Linked DNA regions of Homo sapiens: region 2 is linked to region 1. Evidence: chromatin loops called from intact Hi-C (ENCODE). Cell type or tissue: A673. All regions are shown on one strand. Each heading gives the region's core, and the rest is flanking DNA. Links, peaks and the distances in the headings are about the cores only. Region 1 has its middle 150 kb from the start of LINC03070. Region 2 has its middle 26 kb from the start of LINC03070.

Evidence for each region. Hi-C counts contacts between places; a loop is a spot of excess contacts. Peaks named below come from ENCODE experiments on the same cell type or tissue, not always from the same donor. Only the 100,000 strongest peaks of a DNase experiment are listed, where the experiment ranks them.
Region 2: it touches region 1 in a loop (9-fold over the local background); 1 of 110 quality-filtered maps calls a loop at or near these places.

The regions. Positions count from the first base shown.
Region 1 is chrX:5,869,810-5,886,205 of GRCh38, forward strand. No RefSeq gene overlaps it. Among named protein-coding and RNA genes, the nearest start is that of LINC03070, 150 kb to the left of the region's middle. In A673, for the core only: a CTCF peak has its summit at 7,661 (motif pointing left); DNase peaks (open chromatin) are centred at 7,642 and 7,952; H3K27ac peaks cover 680 bases.
Region 2 is chrX:5,744,451-5,760,846 of GRCh38, forward strand. No RefSeq gene overlaps it. Among named protein-coding and RNA genes, the nearest start is that of LINC03070, 26 kb to the left of the region's middle. In A673, for the core only: no CTCF peak of the experiment used is centred there; DNase peaks (open chromatin) are centred at 8,581, 9,041, 9,411 and 9,811; H3K4me3 peaks cover 1,353 bases; H3K27ac peaks cover 2,449 bases.

The DNA.
Region 1 (16,396 bases), core at 6,335-8,834:
GGTGGATCACTTGAGGTCAGGAGTACGAGACCAGCCTGGCCAATGTGGTGAAACTCCATCTCTACTAAAAGTACAAAAATTAGCTGGGCATGGTGGCACATGCCTGTAGTCCACGCTACGGAACTGTGAGTCAGTTAAACCTCTCCTCTTTTCTTCATACATTACTCAGTCTCGGGTAGTTCTTTATAGCAGTGTGAAACAAATTAATACAGAAAACTTCTCACAGCAAGCATGACTAGGAGGGCTCAGGAATCTTATAGTCATGGCAGAAGGCGAAAGGGAAGCAAGCACCTTCTTCTCATGGTGGCAAGAAAGAGAGAGAGTGGAGCGTGAAGTGCCACACACTTTTGAATCATCAGATGTCATAAGAACTCACTCACTGTCAGGAGAGCAGCAAGGGGGAAATCCACCCCCAATCCAGTCACCTCCCACCAGGCCCCTCCTCCAGTTGGACATGAGATTTTGGCAGGGACACAAATCCACAACTCATCGTTTTCTTTCCTTTGTATTAACGGCTTTACGGAAACAAAAAAGACAAAGATTAGCTGTGGCTAGCAGCTCCCACACCCAGGACATGAGTTATGAGTACTGCCAAGTTTTCTGTCCACTCCCCTGGTCACAAGAGAGTGGAAACACTAAACTACCCAAGCAGGCAACCAGTGTTCTGCAATAAAGAATGATCAGCATGCTGGAATTGCCCAATATTTGAGGGAAACACAGCATCCTGTAAAAGTGCATCTATCACTTGTAAAGCCTGAGTTACAATAAACAGAAGATTACAGAAAACAGACAGAGGATGTAGACTCTCATTCCCCAAGGGTAACTGATAGAAGAAAAATTCCCACTCAATAGAAATGCACAGAGAACAGAGGCAAAAAATTATTACAGATACAGAAAACAGTATTTGATTAGAACTCAATTTTTTAGGTCAAGGCATAGATACTTATGCAGAGAATAAATTTCTCATCCATTTTTTTTCTTTTCTCAGATGGAGTCTCGCTCTGCTGCCCAGGCTGGAGTGCAGTGGCGCAATCTCGGCTCACTGAAACCTCCACCTCTGGGGTTCGAGTGATTCTCCTGCCTCAGCCTCCTGAGTAGCTGGGATTACAGGTGCCTGCCACCACACCTGGCTAATTCTTTTGTATTTTTAGTAGAGAAAGGATTTCGCCGTGCTGGCCAGGCTGGTGTCAAACTCCTAACCTCAAGTGATCCACTCACCTCGGCCTCCCAAAGTGCTGGGATTACAGGCGTAAGCCACTACAACTGGCCAAATTTCTCATCAATTTTGGAAATATTTCTTTTGCCTGATTGCCCTGGCCAGAACTTCCAGTACTATGTTGAATAGGAGTGGTGAGAGAGGGCATCCTTGTCTTGTGCCGGCTTTCAAAGGGAATGCTTCCGGCTTTTGCCCATTCAGTATGATGCTGGCTGTGGGTTTGTCATAAATAGCTCTTACTATTTTGAGATACGTTCCGTCAATAGTCTGCACTTTGCTCATTTAGTCTTGAAAGGTATATGCATGAAAATAATAAAATCTCTTACAAACTGAACCACAAATATTGAATTTTCTGGGAATATTTTGTGCATGGTTAATCAATGTTGAAGAAACCATGTGTTCACGTAGCTGCAAATATCAGAAAAATCTCAAGAATAACTTGATAGGGATGTATGTTTTCTCATATACCAAGTAGCCCAAACTAAGGAGTTCAGTGCAGACACAGACGCTTAAACTTGCCCATTGCCAGGTTCGTGCTCTTTGTAGCCCTTTATCCTGCCATCCTTAGACTACTGGATTTTGTCTTTATACTGACTGCTTAATGCCTACAAAGTGGCTGCTCTGTCTTCAGGTGTCATGACCATATTCCAGGCAGAAAAGAAGGAGAAGGGGACAAAAATAAATATAGTTATGCTATTGCCTTTATGAACCACCGAGTTGCCAATAGGCCAAAGAAATGGGCTTTTTAGCTTTTCTAGCCTCTATGATGGGGGCAGCTAAGAAAGAATAGGGATTGAGAGGAATTCATCTGGTCAGCCTCAAAGGAATAATGTCAATTCAGCATCATCCTCTTTAACATTACAAGAATTAGCTGATTTTAAAAAATTCAGTTTCTTCTGGGGGATATTATAATTTTTGCCCGATGCAAAGTGACTCACTTTTAAGTGTTACTACTACTGAGAGTGAATTGAATCCATAAATAAGACTTTTATAAAAACAACAACCTTATTAAGACAATCCGCAAGAAATTAAAATTCGCCCTTATAAAATGTACAGTTTAGCATTTTTTGTATATCCCCTTTGCTGTGCAACCACCAACATTATTTAATCACCTAATATTTTCATTACTCCAAAGGATACCCCATACCTAATAGGTCCCTATTTCTCCTTCCTCTCAGTCTCTGGAAATCAGTAGTATACTTTCTGGCTTAATAGGTTTGCATAGTTTACAGATTTTGAATTAATAGAATCATACAATATGTGGCCTTTTGTGTCTGACTTTTTCATGGAACACAATTTTTCAAAGTCCATCCATATTTTAGCATGAATCAATTTGTCATCCCTTTTGCTTATTGAATAATGCTTTATTATGCAGTGTGGAATATGGATACATCATATTTTATTTATCTCTGCATCAGTTGGTTGACATATGCTTTGTTTTCTCTTTCTAGCTCTTATGAATACTGCTGCTTGAACATTTACATACGTGTTTTTATGTGGACATACATTTTCATTCTCTTGTGTCCGTATCTGGGAGAGGAATGGATGGGGTCATGGGTAACTCCATGTCTAACATTTGGAGGAAGGGACAAAGTGCTTTTTAAAGCGGCTGCCCCAGGTTAAGTTCTTACCAGCGGTGTATCAGGATTTCAATTTCTGCACATCCGTGTCAACACTTGTTAAGGACCATCTATTCAATTTTAGCCACGCTGTGTGTAAAGTGTGACCTCCTTATGGTTTGGATTTGCTTTTCCCTAATGACTAATGATGCTTCCATGTGTTGAGTGGCTATTTTTATATCTTCTTTGGAGAAATGTCTATTTAAACACTTTGCTTATTTTTTTAATAGAGCTATTTGTCTTTTTCTTGCTGATTGCATATTCTTTTAAAGTTTCTTTGGAGGAAGTACTTACTAGCTTGAGCAGATGCAGAAAAATAACTCGATGGGTATAAATTAAATATGAATACCTGAAAGATGCTTGTAAACTACACCTGCATCTCCCTTCCCAGCCAGGATGAATTCTTTTGTAACATCAATTAACTTTTCCTTCTGCTTTATTATGTTTATATTCTGCATTTCTATATTGTGTGTTAGAAATGTTAAATGTCATTCAAAAGTTATTTTAATTAACAAGAAGTGGCAATAATGTGTCTTTTGTCTTTTCTTCATAGGGATGAGAAAATGGAAGGGTTATCCTTGTTTCTGCCACATAAAAATTCCCAGAACTTTACACATGCCAAGTTTGTAAATGAAATCTAGCTTTACTCCTGTATGCTGAAATTTAAGACCAACTTTCCTCATTCCACCTTCTGTAGTAAGCTGAAAGAAACTGCCCTCCTCCACTTCCTTAACATCTTATTTTTGTGCTAAACGCTAGGATGACATTTGTGATAGCTGCAGAGAGAGCCCACTGAAATATAAATGAGAACAGGGTCTCTTTTGCTATTTAATGGATAAGACCAAGCTTAGCGTACTCACCATAATTCAGTTCTATATTATTCTCATGTAGTTGGTTGATTTGAGCTTGTTATTGCAGTAATGAACAAGAGACGTAGAACATCAAAGGAAGAAAGGAGAACATTTAATGTTTTATTTAGTGCTATCCCCGACCTGAGTAGGTTTTGATTAGGGAAGCAAAATTACTGTTTGCATAAGTTGGTTCCAGAATTTATTTATAGCCCTATCAATGGATGACACCTCTTGTTGATTGAAAAGACCTAATTAATGGTAATTTTTATTAGAGGAAGATTGTGAATTATTGATTTGTATTCCAGGGTAGCTTCTTCCTGACAATAATAGCAGCTATATCAACCAAGCCCCTTCTAATGCGTTCCCATATATGACTCAATTGCTCACCCACAAGATGCACATCCAGTGGTAGGGACCCTATTATTTTTTTCCAGCATCAAAACTATGCTGACGCATCCCTCAATTTGTCAAGAGCAACAGAAACAGGCACCCCAGGAAAGGGCAGGAAAGTCTCTCCTGCCTACCAGAATGCAACAAGGCTGCATTTGGAGACAAGGGGACCTTGAAGTTAGCGTTTGGCATATGCAGGTGGTCTGCACAGTGAGCCAAATAGGACAGAAACGAAAAAAGAAATGCAAGAGACTCAGATGTTGCAGCCAAATTATGGGACATAGTTTTGATCCTTGAAACCTATTCCCTAATTCTTATTTACTATCTTCAGTGATTAAGTGCTTGACTTTATTCATCCAAACCCATTTTTGTAGCCACCCTCCCAGCTGAACCCGAGATTCTATCTGTTCCCCTGCAACCTAGTTGTTCTCTAGGACCACATCAGGAATTTGTGACCTAAGGCAATACATTTATTATCTCATGGTTTCTGTGGATTGGGAGTCTAGGCATGGTTTAGCTGGGTCATCTGCCTCAGGGTCTCTCAGAAGGCTGCCCTCAAGATAAGACCCACAGCTGAAGTCTCACCTGAAGACAGGGAACAATCCCCTTGCAAACTCATTTGGGAGCTTCAGTTGATCTCCCCACAGACTGTCTTGTCCTCTCCCCTCACCTTCTTCTCTCTGCATAGCTTTGAGGATCTCTGTTGATATATTCCTCAGGTCACTATTCTGCTTAAATCAGTAGTTCCCCAGTGGACTTAAAATAATCCATCAATCTCTCACCAGGATGATAAGGTCATTGACCTGGCTCAGCTTTGCAACTTCACCTTTTAAGCTACCATTCCCTCCACATTCCAGTCCATGGAAACATCCTTTGATTCCCATAAAGGTCCTAGCCAACCCTAATAGGTCCTCTTCTATCTAAACATTTCCTTCCCTCCTGCAATGTGGGTTTCTTCTCAGCCTTTAGGATTCAGCTCCAAGGTCACTTTTTCCTGGACAATCTCTTTTCAAGTTTGCATTACCAAACCCTGTGCAATTAAAAGTCCTTACCAGTTTGAAGCTACCTCTTTATTTCCTTTTCTGATTTTTCACATCTTTTTTTGGGGGGGGGGGAGGTCTCACTCTTTCACCACACTGGAGTGCAGTGGCACAATCTCAGCTCACTGCAACCTCCCGGGTTCAAGTGACCCCTCCACCTCAGCCTCCCAAGTAGCTGGCACCACAGGCGCACACCATCATACCCATCTAATGTTTGTATTTTTAGTAGAAATGAGGTTTCACCATGTTGGCCAGACTGGCCTTGAACTCCTGACCTCAGGTGACCCGCCCACCTTGGCCTCACAAAGTGCTGGGATTACAGGCGTGAGCCACTGCGCCCAGCCTGTAAGCTCTTCTTCTATTTAACACTGTGTGTGTCCCACAAGCCTGGAAGGAGCTAGGTATGTAAACATCACTAAATAAACAACCCTTGGTGAGACCAAGTTTAAGAAAACAGACATCTGAACAATCATTTGACGCTTCACAATGTCAGTCTCTCAGCTTTAAAATGCGTACCTCTTTAAAGAACTACAAGTGTCAATATATTCCAACTTAGGATACAATTTTTTACTGACATCAAACAATAAATTTCAAGGTGAAATAGAATTTCAAATGAAATATTTCCAATGAGAAATGTAACAGAGACTACATCAGCATCAGAGCTTTTACTGGACGTGATCTTCTGTGTGACACAAAACAGACAAACCCATCAAAAAGTGGGCTAAGTACATGAATAGACAATTCTCAAAAGAAGATGTACAAATGGCCAAAAAGCATGAAAACATGCTCAACACCGCTAATGATCAGGGAAATGCAAATCAAAACCACAATGTGATACCACCTTACTCTTGCAGAAATGGCCGTAATAAAAAATTATAATAATAATAGATGTTGTCATGAATGTGTTGAAAAGGGCACAGTTTTACACTGTTGGTTGGAATGTAATCTAGAACAATCCCTATGGAAAACAGTGTGGAGATTCCTTTAAGAGCTAAAAGTAGATTTACCATTTGATCTAGCAACCCCATTCCTGGGTATCTACTCAGAGGAAAAGAAGTCATTATATGAAAAAGATACTTGCACATGCATGTTTATAGCAGCACAATTTGCAATTCCAAAAATATGGAACCAGCCCAAATGCCCATCAATCAACCAGTGGATAAAGAAAGTGTGATATATATATGTACCATGAAATACTACTCAGCCATAAAGAGGAACAAAATAATGAAATAATGGCATTTGCAGCAACTTGGATAAAACTGAAGACCATTACTGTAAGTGAAGTAACTCAAGAATGGAAAACCAAACATCCTATGTTCTCACTCATAAGTGATAGGAACAATACAGCGGGCTGCGCTGGTGGCTCATGTCTGTAATCCCAGCACTTTGGGAGGCTAAGGTGAGTGGATCACTTGAGGTCAGGAGTTTGAAAGCAGCCTGGCCCACCTTGGTGAAACCCCGACTCTATTAAAAACACAAACATTAGCCAGGCTTGGTGGCATGCATCTGTAGTCTCAGCTACTCGGGAGACGGAGGCAAGAGGATCACTTAAACCTGGGAGGTGGAGGTTGCAATGAGCCAAGATCTTGTCACCGTATTCCAGCCTGGGCGACAGAGTGAGAATCTTTCTCAAAAAAAAAAAAAAAAAAAAAAACAATGGACTTTTGAGACTCAAGGGAACGGGTGGGAGGTGGGTGGTGAGGGAAAAAAGACTACACATTAGGTAGAGTGTACACTGCTCGGGTGATGGGTGCCCCATAATCTCAGAAATCACCACTAAAGAACTTAATTGTGCAACCAAACACCACCTGTTCCCCAAAACCCTATTGAAATTTGAAAAACAAAATAAAATAAAATACATTCTCTGTAAAAAAACAAACAAGCAAAACCAGACATGTTCCAATTCAGGGTCTCCCATGCTATAAAGAGCTGAAGTTGAGAATAATATATTTGCGTATGCCTCTTCCCATCATTTTGAAATGACTATCATGTTTTCCTAGAACCGAGTTTACAAGCACTAAATATAATCATCCTCCGATCAGTGTACAACATAGTAGAAATTGCTCTAGTTTGAGATGCTGAAATTTTCCAGTGAAATATTTTGGAATTTCTCCTCCCCATTCCTCCCAGAGGACCTACTATGAATCCAAGGTTATTAATAAAATATATATTCATATAATGGTGTCAAAGTTCTATTTCCCTGCTGATTGACAGTAAAATCCAGGTTGCGTTGGCGCTTCTGTCTCCTCTGGGAAGTGGAATGGAAAGAACTGTTCATGGAGCTGGAAGGAATTCTACAAAACCATAGACTCTTCCTCTTGAAAGTAAGTTCACCTGTCAAGCAGCTCTACTCGCACACGCATGACGGTGAAAAGTGCCTTAATTGGGTTTTCAAGAAGATAGATGGGAAGTCATGCCACTTGGGTTGTCACTTCTTATTTCACACACTCCCTACTCACACCCTCCATTATCCATTCAGCCTTCCCCATTTCCACCTGAAATTCTTGCTGCCTCTCCTGACGCAGAGCGGATAGCACCACCTACTGGGACACTCGCGTTGCTTCATGGAACGTGGCGGCATTCATTTTATTTCTGTTATTTTATTTTCTGTTATTTTACTTCTGTTATTTTATTTCTCTGCTGCAATACTTCTTTCCGATTATAATATGAATGGACATGCGGTAGATAAATAGAGATAGTTAAATCTATTTATAGTATTCATATCATGTATATGATATTCTTTTTTAAATTTTAATTTTAAGTTCTGGGGTACGTGTATTAATGTTATGCTAATCCTAAAGCCCTATGAGGGCAAAGCGGAAGAAAGTAAGTCATTTATTCATGATTCAACAGCTGGTAAGGGTGGGACCTTGGAATTCACATCAGGCTGGCTTCAGATGTGAAGCTTTTTCACCTATCACAAAATGTTGTCTCCTAATGAGGGAATCATTGTGTACTTTGCTTATATTGACACACTTTTAAAAGGCTCCTAATAAACTTCATATAAAGCATCTTTAATGGCTTAGGAAAACATACTCCACGTGTGTATAATAGGTTAGACTATAGTGAATATATATTAAAGCTTCCTACTGATCAAGAAAATTGGGAAAAAATCCAGTAAGTGTGTTCCATAAAACTCTTGGAAAATTGTATGTTCTATTGTCTATTGTAGATATGTCAGGGACTACTCATTAACACATTGATTTTGGTTTACTTATGGCAGAAAAAATTTCTATTATAGAGTCAGATTTTAGTACAATTAATCTTAGCAGCATATTCAGTTTGTGTCACTGGCGAGATTATGTTACCTATACATACACGCATATATGCATGTGTATGTGTCTGTGTGTGTGACGCATATACTATATATTTACAGTATTTATTTTACACAAACACATCCCTAGCCATACATGATAGACTCCTGCAAGTGTGCATGTGTGCATAAAATCTTAGGCAATAAAAATAATATCTAAAGTAGAAAGTGGAAGTTGTTCATTGGGTTTTTTTGAAGAGACAATATAGATGTAAGTGTAACTGGATTGTGGCCAATTGACCATGATACTATATATATATATATATATATGTATATATATATATATATATAGTATATTTAGATACTGTATATATAGAGTATATGTAGTATATTTAGACACTATATATAAAGTGTATATAGTATATTTAGATACTGTATATAGTGTATATATTTATATAGGATATATATTTATATAGTATATATATTTATATAGTATATATATTGTATATAGTATATATGCTTTTACTATACATATAGTATATATATTTTTTACATTCGCAAGTAAGGGCTCTTATGAAGCTGGGAGAATAACATGAACATGAAGGGTTCGCTACATGGGTGTGAACTAATGTCTTTGATAGAGGTAGAATGCCATCATTCATGTCACTAGATAGGCCAAAAAGATGCTAATATTAAAAGACTCATCACACATCCCAAGTATCCTCATTTTCCTTATTAGCATAGGCTTACTTTACTTTGAAATGAACAACATCAACAGATGAATGGCTAAAGAAAATGTGGTATATCTACACAATGGAATACTATCCCGACTTTCAAAAGAAGGAAAACCTGTCATTTTCGAGAACATGCATGAACATGCAGGGTGTTATGCTGAGTGAAATAAGCCAGACACAGAAAGACGGACACTGCATGATCTCACTCATATGTGGAGTCTATGAAAAAGCCCAACTCATGGAAACATAGAGTAGAGTGGTGCTTACCAGGGGCATGGATAAGAGGAACGGGGTGGTATTAATCCAAGGATACAAAATTTCAGCTAGACAGGAGGGATAAATAATCAGTTTTTGGGGGAGAGATATGCTTATGAGCTTGGATCAATGAGTCCACACTGAACGCATATATCACAACATCACTTTGTACCCCATAAATAGATATGAATATTATTTGTCAATATACAATTAAAACATAGGAGAATCTGGGTGCAAGGTATATGGGAACAATCTGTACTACCTTTGCAACTATTCTGTCAATCTAAAAGTATTCTAAATAAGAAGTTTAATTTTTAAAAGTTAAAAAAGGAAAAAGATTGTGCTTCTAATTCCATGAGATTGTGTTTATCAAAGATCATCCAAGAAATCCCAAGGAAAGTTAAGGTTCATTTTGAAATATTGTTTGTAGCATTTGCAAGAGTCTGTCAGAACAAATATGCAATCGTTGTGTTTCAAAAGAAAAGTTCGTATGCTCTAGAGAGCTTCATGTATAATTATTTTTGAGTGTATGTGTGTGTACATACATAGGTACACTGGATATGTATGCATATAATACGTATCTATATATTATACGGAATATATGTTTTTTCACACACATATGCACGCAGACACACACACACATGCACATATGATAGGCAGTACAACACTAGAATACCATGTTATATGACCTTGTGTTTTACTCGCTATTACACATGAATATATATTAAGGCTTCTTACCGATAAAAACTTGAAGAAATTCCAGTAACTTTGTGTTCCATAAAACTCTTTGGAAATTGCCATAATGATATATTTCTCAGTGTCATCTCTTCATCTTCCCAGGGAGATTATAAAGACGTTTATCGGGAAGAGGAAGAAATAGTAGAGAAGTAAGTGCAGAAGGGAGAAAGAAAGAAGAAAGAGGGAAGGACATCTTTCTCTCCACACCAAGCTAGGAAAAAAATGTAATTCTCAAAATGGATAGAAATATTTTTGTCTATCCACATCACGATGTGGCCTTGATGGTAACTTGGAAATTGACCAAGAAAGTGAATTTTGATGATGAGTTACCTTGTCTCCAGGCAGAGCCTCCATTCCCTCATTAAAAAGAAAATGCATAAAATAAAATACCACAAAGTATAGGGTCAGACTGCCAAATGGAGCTGAGTTACAAACTTCTTGACTCAATGATGAGGGAAGAACAAAATCAGTCTCTTCATCAGGTATGTCAGCGGAGTGCCTGACTGGCTTTTAAATTTTTAATTTCTATTTTGGGGGAATAATTATGGGGATGAAACTTTAGTGGTTTTTCTTTCCTTCCCTCAAGACCACGCACGTCGTGTCTGAGATTCCCACCTCCCCACTACCCTGACCTGACCCTTGTTTGGTTTATCTCCTCCTCTTAATTTAGTCCAGTATAATCTTCTACACTGTCTCTGTTCCCTGTTTCCTTACGGTGCATCTGCACTCTAGATGTGCATCAGGCAGTTTCTCTCCTCCTACGGGACGGAAACAAGGCATACTCTGCTATTTCTGTTTTATTCCCACAGGCCCTAGTTGTGCGCTTGCTGTAAAGATGCCAAATGAACAAAGATAATTAATTTTTTTTTTTTAAATTCTGCCAACATGTTAAGCAGAGTTCCTAGAAGTCAGCAGCATAGAGTTATGGCACTTCCTTTCTTCAAATATGACTTAAAAGCAGACTTGAAAATGAATCAGATGACCCTGGATCCTTTGAGATTTTTTATGAGTTGATGACAAATTCTCAAATCTGCAATTTTGTTTTATGTTTAACTGGACCCCGTGGTGCAAGCTGGCCAAACACTCTCTCTGGTGAGCAGATAAGCATATAGAGATTGGGGGTCTCCTGTAGGGTAACTTGAGCTTCCGCTGCTAGTGGAGGAGAATAACCCAAGCCAGCTGATTCTGGTCCTTGGCCAGCAGATGTTTTGCTATTATTTAGATGCATGCTTTCCAGGAGAATGTAACAAAGCCCTTTAGCACAGTTGCAAGCCTTTCCCTTCCCAGGTTGAGCGTGGATTTATTCCCACTGCTGACAAAGGAAGACTTCACTTATTTATTTTTTATTATCAATGTATGCTCTGGTGGTAAAAATATATGACCTCAAATATGCTGCCTTTATTTACAATTCTTCCAGAAAATGCCTTATCACTTATTCCTCAGCAGACTCATCTTAGGAAAGACCAGCTGTTAATATCATCATCTGTTCCACCAAGAAACAATGCATTTATGCTTCATGTTTCAGGCCAGAAAGTAGTTTCCCCAATTAGCTCAATCCTAAGTAAAGGGTCATTGAGGAGTTGTTATGAGGTGCATTTTCTCCCCTTTCCCCGTTGGGCACAGTACAGATCTCATGGTGTTTGTATTCTCTACAAAATGCGGAGGCTAGCAGCTGGTTTTAGATTCAGATAGTGCATAATACAAACAGGCATTCTGCATAAACATTTCCAATTTAGAAACTATAATTTCCACTGATCTTTTTGTATTGTTGTCTTTGCAATGGGCTGGCGACAAATAGATAATATTTTTCATTTGCACCTAAGAGGTGTTTGTTCAGAACTCAAGCCGCATTAAGCTTTCTGTTGGGTGCTTGTCTTTTCAGAGTGCTGCTGACATGTGTTCATTCCAATAAATTAACTGTCCGCTCCAATCCGAATCAGCTGGTTGAAAGAAGCTACCTTGCTGTTTTTAAACTGGACTTGCTATTAGAAGAAAACAGGTGGGAACTTCCTTGCCTTCATGTCATTTTGACCCTCCATTGGTCTTAGGGAGCAATCACTAAAACCAACTGCAGAATTGGGTTAATAATGAAGTGTACCAGGTACACCCCCCATGCAACTAACTTCTCAGGTGATTTTGTTATTGCAGTTAGGAAATAAACATAAGGATGCTTATCCCAAATGGGATGTGTGATAGAATGAAGAAATTGATCTGAAGCCCAGTGGAGAAAGATGTAGGTGCGATGTTCATGGAATTAGAATATCCAGTGAGACTTGTTTAAAGGAAAACTTGTTTAAAGAAGATTTGTTTAAAGGAAAATGTGCTACGTGGACGGACGAGATGGAATAATCCTATTATCCACTTATTTCTAATTTCTCCTCTCATGTGCCTTTCACCAGAGCTAATGGTATTCTTGGTAAAGTGCTTCAACACCTTGCAGCAACAGGGATAAAATCTAGGGTGAAGAGAAGAGTTGTAAAATCTATGAACATCCAACCAGCTCTTGAGTAATGAATAACTTTTGCGTCGATATTGATGGCTTATCCTGGATTTTTGATTGCAAGGAAAAGAGACTCATCAGACAAAGGTTGCTATGCAGACAACGTGCTCCTGTCATGGGGAATTTTAGGACAACCAGGAATACTCCCTTCCCAGAGAGAACCCTCTTTCTGCATTTCCCTTCCTCTTCCTCTCTGGGGGATACAGTTTCTTCCAGATCATGTTGTCTTGCCTTTCACTTGATCCTGCTTCTACAGCGCTTCCCAATTTCACATTGTCAAATGTCTCTGCCTTCATCTATACTTGAAACACGCCCAGTCTGATTTCCCTTTTTATTTTTATTGTGGGAAGCTGCCATTGATCTATATTACTATCATCATAATAATAATCACCATCATTACTTCTACTGTCATTATTATTTTGTAAGAAAAACATTGAGTTTTTCTTGAATAGCCCACAGACTATATCAATGTAGAAGAGAATGAGAAAAAGGCCAGGCACCGTGGTTCATGCCTGTAATCCTGGCACTTTGTGAGTCCACGGTGGGCGGATCACTTGAGGTCAGGAGTTCAAGACCAGCCTAGCCAACATGGTGAAAACCCATCTCTACTAAAAAATACAAAAATTAGCCAGGCATGGTGGCGTGTCCCTGTAATCCCAGCTACTCGGGAGGCTGAAACGGGAGAATCACTTGAACGTGGGAGGCGGAGGTTGCGGTGAGCCAAGATTGCACCACTGCACTCCACCCTGGGCAACAGAATGAGAATTTGTCTAAAAAAAAGAAAAAAGAAAAGGGAAGAAAATGAGGGGAAAAAGCGTTTAATATTATACACTAAACCTAAGAAACTACTAAACCTAAGAAAGGAAAAAAAATAATAAAATGCAAAAAATGCGTGATCTGCCTCTATATTAAGATAGGAAATAAGTTAAAAAGGGTATGAAATTGAACTATTATCCCAAGTCCTATTAATTCAGGACAACTGCTACAGGGTACAATTGTGTGAACATTTGCCCATCTATGAAGAATAAAACTAGCATAGGCTCAAATTGTACACTATTTATTTGTTAAAGGGATTACTGTGGTATCTGTTCATAGTAATTATATGGTGGATTAATATAATAAAAGTCAAATTTATGCCACTATTTAATAGAAATATTGCATTATGTGGTGCTGATATTTTTGTCAATTTAAATAGGCCGTAAAACATGTCATGGTAAATGGGAGAATTAAATAAAAGGCTTTCTATGGCATCTTGGACTAGACAACAAGATGATAATCCATATGTTCTAGAAGTTTTGGCTGCAAGGTGAATGCTCATTCTATTAAATTACTTTTCATGGAAATCCAAGGTGTCAAAGCTCTGCAGAGGACAGAGGTAACTGTGAGATTTAGTTTACGTGGCTCACAAGTGAATGCCATGTTTCCTCTGAATTGTTTTTACAGTAAACACCTACATCAATAGCATAATTTTGAAGTTGAAGCCCATTGCTTCAAAATGAGAAAAGTCAAAACCATGCATTCCTCTTATTAGCTTAATATTGGAATAATATTTCCAGGGTCCATTTTAGACAATAACTGTCAGCTTGTTCTTGTATTTTAAGAAGGAAATATTAGTATTTTTTCTCCAGCATACATGGATCATAAAAGACTCACATAATTTGGAGTATTTTTGTGCAGACATGCTGTAAATTCTTCCTTGGTCACTCAAGTAATTAATTGAAAATACAAAATGTTAGCCCTCCATATTACAAACTATTTTATATATACGCCTAAATTAAGGGAGACACATCTTAAAACATTAGTTTGTACCTTGTTTCTGCTAGTGCGTAAGATACACTTAATTGAGTTTGTAAAACAATTCCCTGGGTTGGAAGAACAAAGTTAAAACTTGTTATATAATGGGTCCCACTTAGGTTTATGAGAAAATTGTGGCTAAAGGGTATAAACAGTGACCATGTATCCTGCTAAATTTCTTTTTCTCTCAGGAGCAAGCCAGCATATAGAAATTTGGATTTCAGAGGTGGGGAGGGACAGGATGAAAAATACTGCACATTTAAAACTTAAGTATATGAATATATTCACACTTAAATGTATTCCTACTTAAATATTTGATAGATCTCTAAGGTGGAATCACTCTTCCTAAATGACAACATTAAACCAAAGCTGTTGAGTTTGGAGATGGGGATCTGCCCTGTGTCTGCCGCTGAACGTTCTTTTAGTGGTATCCGAGGACAGAGGAAGGAGATTCTGAAGCAGTCAGGTAGGGAGATAACGGTTTCTTCCATTGCCCAAGTCTGGAGAAAAGGGGTTTTGTCTGTGGTCTGATGGGGACGACACAATGCATTGGGGATGGTGGGGTGATGATAATAGCCACATATTTCACAAAGTGTGTGCACTGGTCACACAGGTTAGGCAGTCCATGGACATCGCTGGTTAGGAGCAGATGTCCTGGGGTTGTTCATCTCATTCAAAGAGTGCTGCTTTTGAAAGCCAGTCCTATTTAATGCATTTTGGTGTACATTCTATAGCAATCCAAGCCTGCTTTCTCCTATGCTAAGCATTATTCACAATGTTTCCGTGGGCACCTGTATCTCCTTTGTGCTCTCTAACCTTAATCTTCTAAGTTCCATGCGCTCTCTATGTGCATTCAGGTGAGATGCAGGCACAACAAGGGTTTTAAGGCGCCATTTCAGCAAAAATGAGCACAGAGAAAAACAAATCACAAGTAAAGTAAAATCACAGGTAAAACTGAGAAACTGTTTTAAACGGGCACTCTACAAAATCTATAAGCACTCTGAATCTACTCTGTTTATGAGTGCATATATGTGTGTCTGTGTGTGTACATGATGAGTTTTAAGATTTAAAGCTATCGTTGTTCTCAAGACATGGAGAGATTAGTTTTTTTCTTCCCCAAAATGTCTACAGGGAGGCATATATTTCTCCAACAACTGTGTGTGTTAGAGAATAGTTGACAAGCACATGCTTTTAAAAGCAAAACGATATGATTGCGATCACTAGATATTTTATGTTCTAAGACTGCAACCTTGAGCAATTCATTTAATCTTCTGTACCCCACTTTCCTCGTATGTAAAATGAGACAGTCTACACCCTGGGACTGGTAAAAGGATTAAATGAGGTAATGCATATAACCTATGCAGAACAACACATTTTGATGATTATTTGAAAGTTTTAAAACAAGTCATTGCTCTGTAAATGGTTGACTCAATGCTTTTCGAAAATCTCTTAAGCATTTGTTTGAAAAGTTTGTCTGTATGTAATGCACATCCTTATGAACTGTTACATTCTTTTCTATTATTATAATTTGAAAACTGTAATTGCTCTACTAGAAATAACACCTGAAGCCCAATAACACAGGCAGCCCAAGCATGTTAGTTTGAAAGCTGTGTTCATAATGTATATCCTCATAGAAAGAGATGTTGCATAAAAACGAAGCTAATACCTGAGCCCACAAAAAATTGATTCGGCCAGTTGTACCACTGAAGCATAATAATGGTTCTAATATTCAAAATTAGGCATCGTTTGATTTCTCAGTTTTTATTGGAATTTTTAGGGTTATATTTTGGGGTGCCAGAAATACATCTCCCCATTTCCTTTCTTCTGAGTCCAAGGCCCTGTGTTTAGAGCCTGGGGCTGAGAAAGATTTTTCTTTTGGGTATCCTTCCAGCTGTGGCTGTTGGCAATTTGTCTTAGTCTCCAAAGACTCCCTATCCAGCCTGTTTAGGAACCAGTGACCTCAAGAACTAGTCTGAACCTTCACCTTTAATAAATGTCACCTGTTA
Region 2 (16,396 bases), core at 7,794-10,293, 120 kb before region 1:
AATCTGGGTTAGATACATGAAATAACAGAAATACTCATCACAATCCACTTACGCACATGCTATAAGTCATGCGTTTTGTTTTGTTTTTAAAGTGGAGAAACTTGAGTGTGAGAGATTCTAAATAGCTTGCTTAGATCACACAGGGAGTAAATGGACGAGGGAGGCTTTGAACACAGCCCCTTAGATTGAGTATCTAATTCATCAGCTCACACTATTAAAAAAGAGAGTATCCGAATAGAGTGGTCTCATGAAGACGTCAGACCGTAAGAGGCACCTTCAGAATTCGCAAGATTGGAACATCGGGCAAGGAAAGTCCCTTCTAAATGGGAAAGAACACTCACAGCAAAGAGGTGGGGTAAAGAAAGGGCATCTTATAAAGAATAGTTGGAGGATGTGAGCCAGATTTAACAGAATTTCTGCAGAACTGTTTGAGCTGTTCCAGTGGTGTAATGGAAATGATTTTTTTGGAATCAATAGCTCCGATAAGGACGCTTTGAATGGAGCTTGCAGAAGAGGCCTGTGGAAGTTATTAAAAGCTGAAAGAGCTGCTGGAATGTGGATTCGGTCACATGAACCCAAGGCAACAAAAATCTACTCTGAAAGATGACACTAGAAACAAGTAAAGAGGAATATTTGACCATATTTTATGAAACGCACTTGGACTTCAGCTGGCTGTGGAATATAAGGAATGTTTACATAGGGATTGGTTACAAGAAATGAAAGGTAGGTATTTCTAACACTTTTTAAAAATTTTAAATGGCTCAAATTATGTCAGTGCCATTAATAGAAACAGCATTTCTTCATTAATGAGAAAACATTTAGAAAAGGGGGAGGGGGCCGCATGATTTTCAGATAAGAATAGAGCCCTCAAATAAAATGGTCCTGTTGGGAAGCGGAGGTAGGAGGACTGCTTGAGGCCAGGAGTTTGAGACTAGCTTAGGTAACATAGTGAGACCCCATCTCTACAAAAAATACAAAATTAGCTGGGGATGATGGTATATGGCCGTAGTCCCAGCTACTCAAAAGGCTGAGGTGGGAGGATTGCTTGAGCTCAGGAGATTGAGGCTTCAGTGAGCTGTGACTGCACTGCTGAATTCCAGCCAGGGCAACAGAGCAAGTCCCTGTCTCCAAATACAAATACATGTATTTTAAATTGATTCCAAGATAATTATATATATATATATATATATATATATATATATATATATATATACACACACACACACATATATTATAAAATACATATATTTGATTACATATATATTATATTTTAAATTGATTCCAGGACAAATATTGTGTGTGTGTATATATATATATATATATGTGTGTGTGTGTGTGTGCGTGTGTGTGTGTGTGTGTGTGTAGTCTCTGTCTCCCTCTCTTTTATTAACCAGCAAGATCTATACAAGTTGCTTTGAAATTTGTTTGAAGGAATAATATAGGAATAGTTTTCTTAAAAGCAAAGGCAATAAAAGAATGATAATAACAGGGCATATATATATATATATATATATATATATATATATATATATATATATTCCTGGATATATTCCTGGAATCAATTTAAAGTATTGTAGAGAAAGTAGGAATAAACTGATAGGTAGTTTAGGGACCTATAACAGAAGCATGACTAACAGCCTTGAGAACTGATAACTATGTCCAATAAAGGGACATTAAGTGGCTAGGGAGATATGAGGTAGGAGAAACGGAAGCCTATTTAAAAGGGCTTACAAAAACCATGAAGAAAAAGCAGGAGTCACCAACGCAACCCAAGCCAAGGAAGCCATGATATTTCAAAGAAGATGATCAATCTTATCAAAAGTCAAAGAGAAAGAGACAAGAGAAAGATCACACGATTGGAGCAAAGAAAGAAGTCATTGTTAGATTCTATGAAGGCATTTGGGGGAAATGGTGGAGGCTACACTGTTCAAAAACAGGAAATGAATAATGAAGACAGGAAATCATCCAAGGTAGAAAAGGATTTGGGCCTGTTGTTTGGGGATGTGAAATAGTATCTTCCCAGGGAGCATCGTGGTAATATCTGAATGCCAAATGAAGAAAAGGAGGGAAAACGTGGTTGTGGATTCTTTCTGGAGGCTCCACTGGGTAGGAGAGGACCCAAAGAACATGGTGTGTTGACTTTAGAAGGGAGAACTTTTCTTACCGCTTTTCTTTCTTTTCCATGTGTTGTTATGAATTGCTCCTGATTTAGTGTCATTTCTTTCTTTGTATGAATCTCGTGAATTGGTAATAAATGAATACTCCTTGACAACAAAAAAGGCACTCTCTTGTCCAGGATTGCAAATTATGATACTGAAAGTATTACTCAATCAGTCTCTCTCTCCCTCCCTTCCTCTCTATCTCACTCTCTCTATTTCTCTCTCTTCCTCCTGCCCTCTCTCTGCCTTTTCTCTCTCCCTCCCTTCCCCTCTCTCTGGCTCTCTGTTTCTCTCTCTTCTTTCTGCTCCCTCTCTCTCTCCTTCCTTTGCTCTCTCTCCCACCTGCCCTCTTACTCTCTCTGGTCTGTCTCTCCTTCTCTCCATCTCTCATTCTCTCTCTTTGTCTCTATTTCTGTCTCTGTCTCCCTCTCTCTTATTAACCAGCAAGATTTATGCAAGCTGTTTTAAAGTTTGTTTGAAAGGATAATATAGTAATAGTTTTCTTAAAAACAAAGACAATAAAAGAATGATAATAACAGGGTATCATTCCCCAATGGTTTAAAAATCCAGTCACGTTCCAACCAGCTATTCTTTTTCTAATATTCTTTTTTTTTGCTTTGACAGTTTCTTGGCCATTTTTCTACTTATTAGTACTTCCATCAGAAATAAGGAAAAAAAGATGAAACTATAACGTGTCAATTTGAGACATAGGAACTTCTATTATGCCCATCGCTACCTTCAAGTGTCTAGATAATTCCTACACCACTGGAAGTGTTAGCTGCCAGCCATACAAAATTTGTGTCCCTACAAAACAGCAGAAGATACTAACACACACATCCCATCCTTCTGACTTAACTGTCTGATTATTGCATTCTTCCCTTCCCTCCAATCAAAGCTATAATGCAATGATCCCAGGTGTGTTAGAAATAAAAGTATTAGAGACAATTACTTGGCAAAGTGAAAATTGCCTTAAGAAAATGATGAGCAGTCAGATTTACCTCTAATGACTTTGAATTTGAAAATAAACCATTTCATGGTAATTTTTCTTGCTTTGGGGCTTATATCATTCGAAAGTTCTAAAAGAAACAATTCATGTAAATCAGGAAAAAATGTTCCTCCCTTTGGATAACTTGTGTTTATTTTACAGCCATTTCATTTCCTTGTTGAGTTAAATTATTAAAGAACCTCATACATGTAGTTTACATAAAATTATCACAATATAAACGAATGTGCATATCTAATATGCCTGTCTTACATTTGTGACCCAAGGTTTAAAGTCTTAGAGTCGTTAATAAAAGAATGAAGATAAACCTTAAGAAGCCTTGCTGTGAATAAGAGATAAAGCAGAAGTTTACTTTTAATCTGTTAGTTTTACAAGTTCTTTTTTTTGTTAAATAACAAAGAAAAATTGGACTAAAATTCCAAAAATCACATAATTTCTTAAGGCAGCACTTTCATCGCCAGCAATAGCTCTGTTCAGAGTGTCCTAATGCATGTTTATTGAAAATGGTTTGGCTTTGAGACATTTCTCGTTCAGGCTAATACAGGCAATTACATTTTTTTCAGTACAAAGTATAAGGACGGACACTGTGAAATAGTTGAAGGTCACTATCATAGTAGAACACCATCATATAAGTGGTAAAATTGAACACTGGGCTTGACAGCAAAAAAAAGCTGGAAAAATATTCTTAGCAGCACCAAGAAAGTTGGTTGGCTCTATGGGGGGATTGGGTTCATGAAATGAATCCTATTTCAGATTCAACAGCAAAAACCATATTGGAAATATCCGGGAGTTCTTATAATTGTGCATACAATGGGAAATCCATGCCTAAGTCAAATATAGACTATTCGAATCTAGTAGAAGCAAAAAGAAAAGGAAACTTCTGAGAACTAGGGATAAAAAACTGGGGCATTGCTCAACACAGAACAGAACTTTTTTTTTTTTTTTTTGAGATGGAGTCTCGCTCTTTTGCCCAGGCTGGAGTGCAGTGGCGCTATCTCGGCTCACTGCAAGCTGTGCCTCCTGGAGAACAGAACTTTTTTTATTAAATAGAGTTCTGTTGGCAGGACAACTTTAAACTCTTCATAATGTGTTCAACTAAATATTCCTGCCTCCCTTGAGTTTTTGGACAACGATACTGGGTTTACATTCCAAGAGTGTATATAAATTGCGCTCTTACGTCTGCTGGCCGAAATCCATGCTATTTCCTCACTCTCATTTTGAATATACTTGCAGTATGCCCTATGCGTAAGTGGGCATGAAATTTTAAATAGTAACATTTCAGACTGTTGCAGCCAAGAGTATTGGGACCATAAAGAAACACGCAGAGTAATTTGCTTAGTTATTTTGTGCCAGAAACTACACCGTGCTGCTATTCCTTCCAGAGGGTGGAGTGCTGGGGAGGGGCTCTGAGGAAGGAATCTAACCATAAGTTGTATTTTCTCAAGAAAAAAACAAAGTACAACAACAACAGCAAAACTACATGAGCACAGCAGGAATTAGAAAGGGATTAATAAAGATTAAAAACCAAAAAGGAGATAAATGAGAATGAAATTCCTAGCATTAGTTCCTTGGTAAGCAAAAAAACATGACAGAAAAACTGTTTAATATGATAATCATCAAATAAAAGGGGAGGATACCAAAATGCATGAAACAAATGATCAGAGGAAATCCTTGCTATGGAAAGAGATTAAAGAATTAAAACCAACTCCTTTGATCCATCCCATACAAATGCATTTGAAAACTTAGATGAAATGGATAATTTTCCAGACCTACACATAACATGTATTTTTTTCCAGAAGAAATAGAAACTCAAAACAGACTAATTATATCATCACAGAGCGACCAAACCTCATTCTCTGCCTCAAACACTCTCCCCCTCAAAGACATCAGTTCCAAATGCTTTCACAGTTTTTTCTTTGAAAACAAGATTAATTCCCTGATATCTAAATTGATTTAGAAAAGGAAAATAGTTCTAAAATTTTATTATAAAGCTTGCAAAGCATCAATATAAAATTTAAAAACATAGCACAAGAAGCAAATACTTGATAGGAATATTTTTTAACAACTAGCTGATAGACTACAGCTGACGTTCGAAGAAAAATTCATTGTGATGGCTTGAGATTTATTTCAACACATGCAAATCTCAATATTAGGAAATTTATTAAAGTTATTAATATAATCATAGAAAACATAGGTTATCACTGTAAGTGATGAAATTCATTTAATGGAAGTTTATTCTTATTCTTTATTTCAAGAAAAAATAGAAGTAGAGGTATCTTTTCTTCATGTGTATAATGTTTATATATACATGATGTTAAGATATCATGTATATATATGTTATGTAACTATATATGTATGTATAATATAAATTACTTATATAATACACAAATATAAACAATGTTACTATATATAAAAATATATAGAAATATCAATCAAAAGGCATCTATCATAGTGGTAAATAAATAAGAACATTCTACTCTAGTAGCTTTTTTCTGTAGGTACTGGCTAACACAACTAAACAGGTAAGAAAATTAAAGGCATACACATTGGAAGGAAGAAGGTTGTTTTTATTATTATTTGCAGATTTTTTATTACGCAAATAGAAAATCCAAGGATGGCAACAAAAAAATAACAGCAAATAACAAGGCAAGTAAGTTAAAAGAAAGGCATATAATAGAATTTTTTATATATTAAAAAAACTGTAAGAATATATAATAGAAAAATGGAAGAATTTATAGTAGTGATAAATTTGACCAGAACTATCAAGACTACTGAATCTACCCCAAAATGTTCTTGGGATCAGCATAAGCTTAATACTGAAACCTGACAAAAAACAAAAAGAAATGAAGGCCAGGTGTGATGGCTCATGCCTGTAGTCCCAGCAATTTGGGAGGCCAAGGCGGGTGGATCACCTGAGGTCAGGAGTTTGAGAACAGCCTGGGCAACATGATGAAACCCCGTCTCTATGAAAAATACAAAAATTACCCTGGCATGGTGGTGCACACCTGTAGTCCCAGTTATTCAGGAGGCCGAGGCAGGAGACTCGCTTGAACCAGAGAGGTAGAGATTGCAGTGAGCTGAGATTGCACCACTGGGCTCCAGCCTGGGTGACAGAGCAAGACTCTGTCTCAAAAACAGAAACAAAAACAAAATGAAATTAGAGTTAAAATTTTTAACAGTCTTTCTTAGTAATGCCAAATATCTAAAATTATATATGTAGTGACAAAAAATGCCATATATTCCAGTGATTAACAAAAGGGAAACAATTTTACATATTGTGCCATAATTCAAGTGGGATTTATTTCAGGAATACAGGGTAGAAGGATAGTTTAGAGTTGTCAATCATTTTTTAATTAAAATTTCTTAAAAATAGAGATGGGGTCTTGCTGTGTTGGCCAGGGTGGTCTTGAACTCCTGGCCTCAGGCCATCCTCCCGCCTAGGCCTCCCAGAGTGCTAGGATTAGAGGTATGAGCCACTGCACCTGGCCAGGAGTTGTAAATCATTTGAGGTAAATTATTGTATTAAAAGAAAAAAGAATATAAACATGTGGCATCGCAATAAATGCAAAAAATACATTTTCAAGGGATGATAAATTTTAATTAATAAAGTATACTAACTATCTGGAATAAAATTAAACTTCCTTAAACACAGGAATGATTTCTACCTGAAAAAGATCAACAACAAAAGAAACCAAACCAACAAACAAAATACAGCATGGAGCATATGAAATGGTGAAAATTTCCTGGACATCAATAATGAGGCAAAGATATCTGTTGTGGACAGGTCTCTACACGACATACTGGGAAGTACTTGTAATTAGTTCTTGTAATTGTAGTAACATAATTAGGAAAGTCAAAGCTGAAAGTAAAAGTTGAAAGTAAAATGATTGAAAAGGAAGGATTAAGCCAGTCTTAAAACATGAATGTGTAAATTTAAAAATTAGAAAAAATCTATAACCGAGCTAGGAGATTTAGTGAATTTAGCAGTTAATAAAAGCAAGAACACCAAAAATATCCATTCTATTTTTATATGCTAGTAAAAATAATTAAAATTACTTTTATGATAATGTTTCCAATAATAGGAACCAGTCTAATAAAAAATGCTGAACTTCTACATAGCCATCTAAAGAACATATTGAGCAATGGTGAGGTATACCAAGTTCATGGATTGGAATCTGTAAAGATATCATTTCTTCCAAAATGGGACTATAGATTCAATGTAGTGTGTGTGTGTGTGTGTGTGTGTGTGTGTGTGTAAGGGGGGACCAGTGTGTGTGTGTGTGTGTGTGTGTGTCTTAATTATCAATATATTTTCTTAAAATTCCTGGTTAACATTGGTTATTTAAATCATCCATACTCAAACATCAGTATCATCCAGTGATGTTTGAAGAAGCCTAGATATACCATTCAATGTTCTACTAAGGAGGTTTGCCATTCTAAGAAAAGAGTACACCTCAGGAAATGTGCCTTCTACATGGTCTATTCTTACTTAGAATCTTAGAAATATTGGCTAACAAATTGTGATGTGCAATACAGGGAATATCATTCAGACTTAAAAAGGAAAGACATGCTGCAACATGGATGAACCTTGAGGACAATATAATAAATGAAATAAACTAGTTACAAAAGAACAAATAGTCTAGGATTTCATTCATCTGTGCTACCCAGAGTAGACAAAATCACAGAGAGAGAAAGTAGAATGGTGATTGTTGGGGGCCTGAGAGTAGGTAATGGGAAGTTGTTCAGTGGGTACAGAGTTTCAGTTTTGCAAGACAGAATTCTGGGGATAGATGATGGTGATGGTTGTACAACAGTGTGAATGTTCTTTATATCATTGAATATATACTTACAATGGTTTAAATGGTAAATCATATATAATGTATATTTTACCACTATTAAAATAAATAAATGTGACACACATATGTAAACACACATACATAATTACTTTGTGTCGTGGGTTTTAATTAGTTCTCCTTTGAAAAGCTGATGAAAGCTATATACCTTTTCCTAGAAAAAAATATATAGAGAGAAAATTATATTTAGAGAAAAAATGCATATATACACTTGTATGTAAGATGTTTCCTGAAATTGTAGGGTATTCGTTGACCCTCTAAGGTCTTGTATTTGATGGAATAACTCTTCACTACATTAAATAATTTGGTGGTATTGATGCCTCTACATTCAGAAACTTGGAAAGAAAATAATTAGTACGTGGAAATAGTACATTTGAGGAATGAATTGAATAAAAAATAAGTAAAGCAATAATCATCTGACAAGAACAGGAGAGACCAGAATCTATACACAGATACAAACAGGCACATGTGCTCCAGGGAGCCACATAAGTAGGGAATAAGAAAGGAGGGAAAGAAAGAAGGAAGGAAGGAAGAAAGGAAGGAAGGAAGGAAGGAAGGAAGGAAGGAAGGAAGGAAGGAAGGAAGGAAAGAAGGAAGGAAGGAAGGAAGGAAGGAAGGAGGCAGGGAGGGAGGCAGGGAGGGAGGCAGGGAGGGAGGGAGGATTGATTCCTATCTAAAACAATGGAAACGAAAGTAAGTATGTGGATATTTACAGAACTGGTATCCATTGCCTGAAAATACTTAAATGTAACTGCTTTTTAAAAAATTATTTTTAAAAAATAATTAATGCCAGAAATAAGAAGTGATCTATTTTTGCAGTTGTGATATTATTCAGATAAGAAACTCAATAAATAAGCAAAAAAACCTAACTACTTTGTCTAGTAATCCTCCCAAAGTTCACGACCACAGGATCATCTGAATTATTTACTCTGTGCTGGCACTTCCTAAGCTATCCATCCTCCCAATTGCTTAAAGTTATTGAAACGTTTATCAAGATAGTGATGATGTGAATTACAGAAGCCAAAAGGAGCAATCACTTCTATGGAACAACTTCCTCTCCACTCATCCTAGGTAATAAACGAAATTCTATATGAAGCCAGAATTAGCCTCGCAGGAAAAGGCATTTATATTTAAAGAGATAAAGAAAATATGCCCTGCAAGGAAGGGTACAAAGATTAAGCTTGGGAAATTCTGGACCCAGAGTTAAGAATCCTGTATTCTGAAATGAGCTGGAAGATGTTAAATAAGGCTTCATTGTATTTCTCAATAAGCCAGTGGTATTAGTACCTGCTCTCCGTAAATTAAAACATTACTATAAAGAACAAAAGGGGTAATGATGGATATTTAACTATTAACTTTGAAAACCAGAAGCACTTTAATAAATGGAAGCCCTAATACTGATTTCCCAAAGGAGTTATATACTCATGACACACGTTCAACTTAAGACAGCGGTTGTTTTGCTGCATTGCGTTGTGTTGGGCTGTGTTTTCTTTGAGATTCTAGTTCCAGGAACTAATTTTAAGACTTGCTTCTTTTTTTCTCCTTTTCTCCCTCCTTTCTTCTTCCTTTCTCTTCCCTTCCTTCCTCATTATTTCCTCCTTCCTTCCCTCCTTCCTCCTTTCTTTCTTCTTAGTTTCTTTTCTTTCTTCCTTCCATCCTTTCTTCCTCCCACACTTCACCAACTTCTTCGTCTGTGTATTTTACCATCAGTTTTCTTTAAAAAAAAAAAATGTGTTCCCTTTTGCTACTTTAAAAAAATGCACTTTTAGCACCCGTGTTTGTGTGTGTAACTGGCAAAGTCATTTTTCCTAATTTGAGGGAAATGACTATTTCATCCGGTACTTTCGGAGCCCTGCGTATCAGTCAGAATTAAAGGGTTGGGAAAAGTGGGAGATGGATACCACAATTTTGACATGCCTGTTCAAACACTTTCAGGTATGTCTCTAATATGCATAAACAATTCATCTGTCATTCTAGTTGTCATCCTTTCCCCTTGCATAAAACCTTGCAGATTTACTAGAGAGAACACACTCCAAGGGTCATGTATGATATTATCTGCAGTTCATTTCCTTTGGTAATTTCTGATTTTTAAATTAAAAAAAAAATTTTCAGACACAGGGACTCATTCTGTCACCCAGGCTGTAGTGCAGTGGTACAATCATAGCTTACTGCACCTTCAAATTCCTGGGCTCAAGCAATCCTCTTGCCTCAGCCTCCCAAGTAGCTGGGACCACAAGACACATACCAACATGCCCAGCTCTTCTTTTATATGTAGTTTTTATAGAGATGAGGTCTTGCTGCGTTGCCCAGGCTACTTCTGATTTTAATTTCCAGTGAACAGTCACTATGGAACAAAGTGAATTTCAAGATGAGCATCTACAAGCTTTGGGCAATGGTGTCTCTGGGTGGTTTTTTAAAAAATATTTTTAAACATTGGATGATGCCAACATAACTTTCTTACCATTGAGTACAGGACATAGATGACAAAAACGTGTGTTGTAAAGAATACAAGCACAAACAAAAACAAAAGCAAAAACAAAACAAAAAAACACAGGACTCATTTCATTAATATAATAAAAATACTTCATCAAAGAATGACCACCCAATCTGTCCAGATTTCCATTTACTTTTCTTTACAGATTCAAGTCACCAAGGATTCTGTTACATCTCTCAAAATTCTTGAGTAGCCATGGGAACCAGAAAGCGCCACAGCTAAGTGAACAATACATGGGGCATGCACAAAAACAATAACTAATGTTTATTGAGGGCTCACACTGTGCAAGGTGCCTTTGGAATCTTCAGACATCAAGAATGGATGCACGCGGAATGCTCCTATCACAGCCTGCCATTCCTGCTGGAATAATCAGACCTCCCTTCCCAGAAAAACATGCACTTTTGGAAAGTGGCCAAATCAACTGAGATGTGTATAATGTACTTGGAGATATAAATTGTCTTACTCGAACTTCCCAAGAGCCCTGTGGTGTGAGATGTAGATCACTGTTTTCAATGGGGATCTGGAGATGGATGTACAAGTTGACATACAAAATTTAACCATAACTAGGAACTAGCTAGACATAGGATATGATCTCAAGTCTTTTTGTATTTATTTATTTTGCTTTATAGTGGATCTTTTTTATTGGTTCATCTTTTTAAAAACTGTATCTACGTAAGGTAGACATCATAATGTTTCGGTATACATATACATAGTGACATGATTACTACAGCCAAGCTAATTAGCACATCCATCATCTCACATAGTTCATTCATTGGTTTATCCTATATACGCTTTTTTGATAACTTTTCTCATAAATTTAATTGGACAATAATGGCATATAAGACCTCACAGGACCTCCTTTATTTTTGCAACAACATCTCTTGACACTTTCAATTTTCTCTTTACTCTCTAAACTTTTCATCAAAATTGTAATTCTAAAAGTCCAGATCAGGCCGGGCATGCCTGATCTGGCTCATGCCTGTAATCCCAGCACTTTGGGAGGCTGCTTGAGCCCAGGAGTTCAAGACCAGCCTGGGCAACATGACAAGACATCATCTCTACAAATAATAAATTAGCTGGGTGTGGTGGCACATCCCTGTGGTCCTAGCTACATGGGAGGCTGAGGCAGGAAGATCACTTGAATCGGGGAGGTAGAAGATGCAGTGAGCCAAGATCGTGTTACTGCACTCCAGCCTGGGTTACAAAGGGAGACTCTGTCTCAATAATAATAATAATAAAAGTTCAGATCCTTGTGGATACTTTCCACATTATATTCATATAGAAAAATATCACCTTGTACCCAGAAGTGTATATAATTACGGCTTTTCAATTAAAAATGATATTAATTAAAAATAAATAAATATAATAAAATAAAAGTTTACTAATATTCCCAAGTTTTCTAACACCAAAACCGAAACCACATTCCTCATGTGGAGGTAATAAAAATAGACATTAATCAAAAAAATCAAAGCCATAATCAGCAGTGGGCTATGACCAACTTTGCAAAATTATTACATAAGAAATTTTCTACACTAGTCGTATTTACTAACCTTTCAAAACTCTCATTTTTTTCATGACTTCTGTTATGGGTTGAATTCTGTCTTCTGCTGCCAAATCCATATGTTAAAATCCTAATTCTAAGTGACTCAGAATGTGACTTTATTTGGAAATATGGCTATTGCAGGGATAATTCATTAATATGAGGTTGTATTAGAGTAGAGTGGGCCCCAAGTCCAAAATGACTAGAGTCCTTATAAAAGGAGGAGATTTAGACACAAACGTGCACAGAGAGAGAAGAGCATATGTGAATAAAGGCAAAAATCCAGGCGATGTGTCTAAAAGACAAGCAATGCCAGAGATCGTCAGCAAAATGCCTGACACTAAAAAAGAGACTTGGAAGGGATTCTCCCTCGGAGCCCTCAGAAAGAACCAATCCTGAAGACATTTGGATCTTTGACTTCTGGCCAGAACTCCAGAAGTTCTCCAGAACTTTGAGATAATACATTTCTATTTTTTAATCTTGGTCAGTGTGTGGTACTTTGTTATGACAGCCCTAGCAAACGAATACATTTCCTTTAATAGCAAAAAGTTTAACCCCTCCTCACCAATCTAAGCCACATTTTTAAAAAGGGAAATGTGTCTATGGTACATTTCTTTTTTATACCCTCAACCTCACTCCATTGAAGAGCAGGTGTCAGAAGAACTAATAAGTAGAGAATATCTACGTGATGTTACCATGCTCCAGAATCTCTAGATCATCATCCCTTCCCAAAACCACCGAAAAGAGTGGAAGGAGAACAATCAGGCTGGGATGAATGTGGCTAATTGTGCATGCCACCTGCTCACCTCTGTGCAATAACCTTAAAAATTAATTAATTAATCAATGAACTTTCTTAAAACCAATGTCAACGTCAATATGCCCTAAAACTTTCCACAGTTGAATGTAAATTATTATAGCCATTATGGAGAAGAGTATGGAGTTCAATCCCATCACTGTGTATTTGTCCAAAAGAAAGGAAATTAGTATATAGAAAGGATATCTGCACTCTCATGTTTATTGCAACACTGTTTGCAATAGCCAAGATTTGGAATCAATCTGAGTATCCATCAATGAATGAAAACATAAAGAAAATGTGGCATACATACACAGCAGAATATTATTCAGCCATAAAAAATGAAATCCTGTCATTCACATCAACAAGGATGGAGCTGGAAGTCATCGTGTTAAGTGAAAAGAGTTACACCAGAAAGATAAATTTTACATGTTCTCACTCATATGTAGGAGCTAAAACTGTTTAAAAAATTAAACTCATGGACATATAGAGTAAAATAATAGTTACCAGAGGCTGGGAAGGGTAGAGAACAATGTGGTGTAACATGGGGATGGTTAATGGGTACAAAAAATACATTTAGGTAGAATGAATAGTATCTGGTATTGGGTAGCACAATAGAGTGACTATAGTTAATAATATTTTATTGTCTGTTTCACAATAACTAACGAGTGGATGTGATGGTTAATACTGAGCGTCAACTTGATTGGATTGAAGAATACTAAGTATTGATCCTGGGCGTTTCTGTGAGGGTGTTGCCAAAGGAAGTTAACATTGAGTCAGTGGGCTGGGAAAGGCACTGGTAATCAGCTGCCAGAGCATCTAGAATATAAGCAGGAAGAAAAACATGAAAGGAGAGACTGGCCTAGCCTCCCAGCCTTCATCTTTCTCCTGTGCTGGATGCTTCCTGCCCTTGGACAGCAGACCCCAAGTTCCTCAGTTTTGGAAGTCAGACTGGCTCTCCTTGCTCCTCAGCCTGCAGATGGCCTATTGTGGGACCTTGTGATCACATGAGTTAATACTTAATAAACTCCCATATATATGGGAATTCATATATATATATTCTAGTAGTTCTGTTCCTCTGGAGAACCCTGACAGGGTTCTTTGTGTTAGGAATGTTTGTGTTAGGAATGTTGAAATATTCCTAACACAAAGAAATAATAAATGGTTGAGGTGAGGGATACCATAATTATCCTGATTTGATCATTACACATTGTATGTTTGTGCCAAAAAAAATCCTATGTACTCCATATATATATATATGCCTACTATGTACCCATAATAATTAAAAATGAAAAATGAAAAAATAAAAATTTCCACCTGTGTGTTATAAACATTAGTGAAAGAAAATGCACATCTTTCCAAATATATGAGGACATTTCCCTTCTTTTTAATTTTTAAATTTTTTTATTATACTTTAAGTTCTGGGATACAGGTGCAGAACGTGCAGGTTTGTTACATAGGTATACACATGCCATGGTGGTTTGCTCCACCCATCAACCCGTCACCTACATTAGGCATTTCTCCTAATGCTATCCCTCCCCTAGCCCCACACCACCCAACAGGCCCCAGTGTGTGATGTTCCCCTCCCTGTGTCCATGTGTTCTCATTGTTCAACTCCCACTTACAAGTGAAAACATGCACCGTTTGGTTTTCTGTTCCTGTGTTAGTCTGCTGAGAATGATGGTTTCCAGCTTCATCCATGTCCCTGCAAAGGAAATGAACTCATCCTTTTTTATGGCTGCATAGTATTCCATGGTGTATATGTGCCACATTTTCTTTATCCAGTCTATCATTGATGGGTATTTGGGTTGGTTCCAATTCTTTGCTATTGTGAACAGTGCTGCAATAAACAAACACATGCATGTGTCTTTATAGCTGAATGATTTATAATCCTTTGAGTATCTATCCAGTAATGGTATATACCCAGTAATACACCCAGTAATTGCTGGGTCAAACGGTATTTCTGGTTCTAGACCTTTGAGGGATCTCCACACTGTCTCCCACAATGATTGAACTAGTTTATACTCTGACCAACAGTGTAAAAACATTCCTATTTCTCCACATCCTCTCCAGCATCTGTTGTTTCCTGACTTTTTAACGATCACCATTCTAACTGGCGTGAGATGGTATCTCATTGTGGTTTTGATTTGCATTTCTCTAAAGACCAGTGATGATGAGCTTTTTTTCATGTTTGTTGGCCACATAAATGTCTTCTTTTGACAAGTGTCTGTTCATATCCTTTGCCCACTTTTTGATGGGATTGTTTGTTTTAAAAGTGGACATTTCCCTTCTTTAAGTCTTCTAAGAATCTTCCAGATTCTGATGTTACACATTGGATCTCATTTTTTTCTTCAGTCCTCACTACTGAGTTCATTGTGAAAATGTATACTTTTTTGCCTGTTATGGGTAGGCTTTGTGTCCCCACCCAAATTTTATCTTGAATCATAATCCCCATCATCCCCACGTGTCCAGGGAGAGACCAGGTGGGAGGTGATTGGATCATGGGGGTGGTGTTCCCCATGCTGTTCTCATGATAGTGAGTGAGTTCTCATGAAATCTAATGGTTTTATAAGTGTCTGACAGTTCCTCCTCTCACCCATGCTCTCCCTCGCCTGCCACCATGTAAGATGTGTTTATTCCCCTTCCGCTATGGTTGTGAGTTTCCTGAGGCCTCCCCAGCCATGTGGAACTGTGAATCCGTTTAATACTTCTTTTCTTTAGAAATTACCCAGTCTCGGTCATTGCAAAGAAATGAGCAAGAAACCATGGCAGGCATGTGCCCAATGGTACAGGCAAAACCAATATGGCAGGCAAAAAAGTAGAGACACAGGAAAGAAAGTTGCACAACGTACTCTAGTTATTGATGCTACGATGGAAGGATGCATATGACTTAGCCCCTCGGGGTGGAACACAGGCTCGGGGTGCATTTTCTCCCTTATCATTCTGAGCTCCATTGTCCTTGGTGAATAATAACAGAAGACATTCCAGTGACAGCCGCTTTAAGGCTCAATCCACACAATGCCCTGAGAGAGGCCATCTATATAAGTGAATAAAATGAAAGTTGTATTTGAAGCTTTTATTATTAAAGTTTCTGTAACTACCATACCACACTGGTACATCTAATATCCTATAGTTCTGAAATTAGATCCACACTTATTCCCCCATAGGGCTGTTTATTATTCTGACACAGTTAATATAAACAAGTCTATATTAAATCTGTCATCATGTTTAACTTCTTAATGCTTCCTGATGTGCTCTGTATTCAGGCACTTAGCTTTCCACATACTGAAATTATTTACAAGGTTGAGAGTTTTGTGTGTGTTACTTGTATAATTGTGTATATGTGTGTTTGTGTTACGTGAGACTAGTTTTCTTGCATGTTCTATACTTTGATTTAGAAAACAGAGTGAAACTTACCTTCAGGGGAACCAAATGTTGTCAAATTGATATTTGCGTAAGTTCCTAGCTTTAATTTAAAGTGTATGTAGTAGTGATAAAGAAAATAATAAACCGACTGAACATTAACATAGATTTCTTTAATTTTTAATCACTTA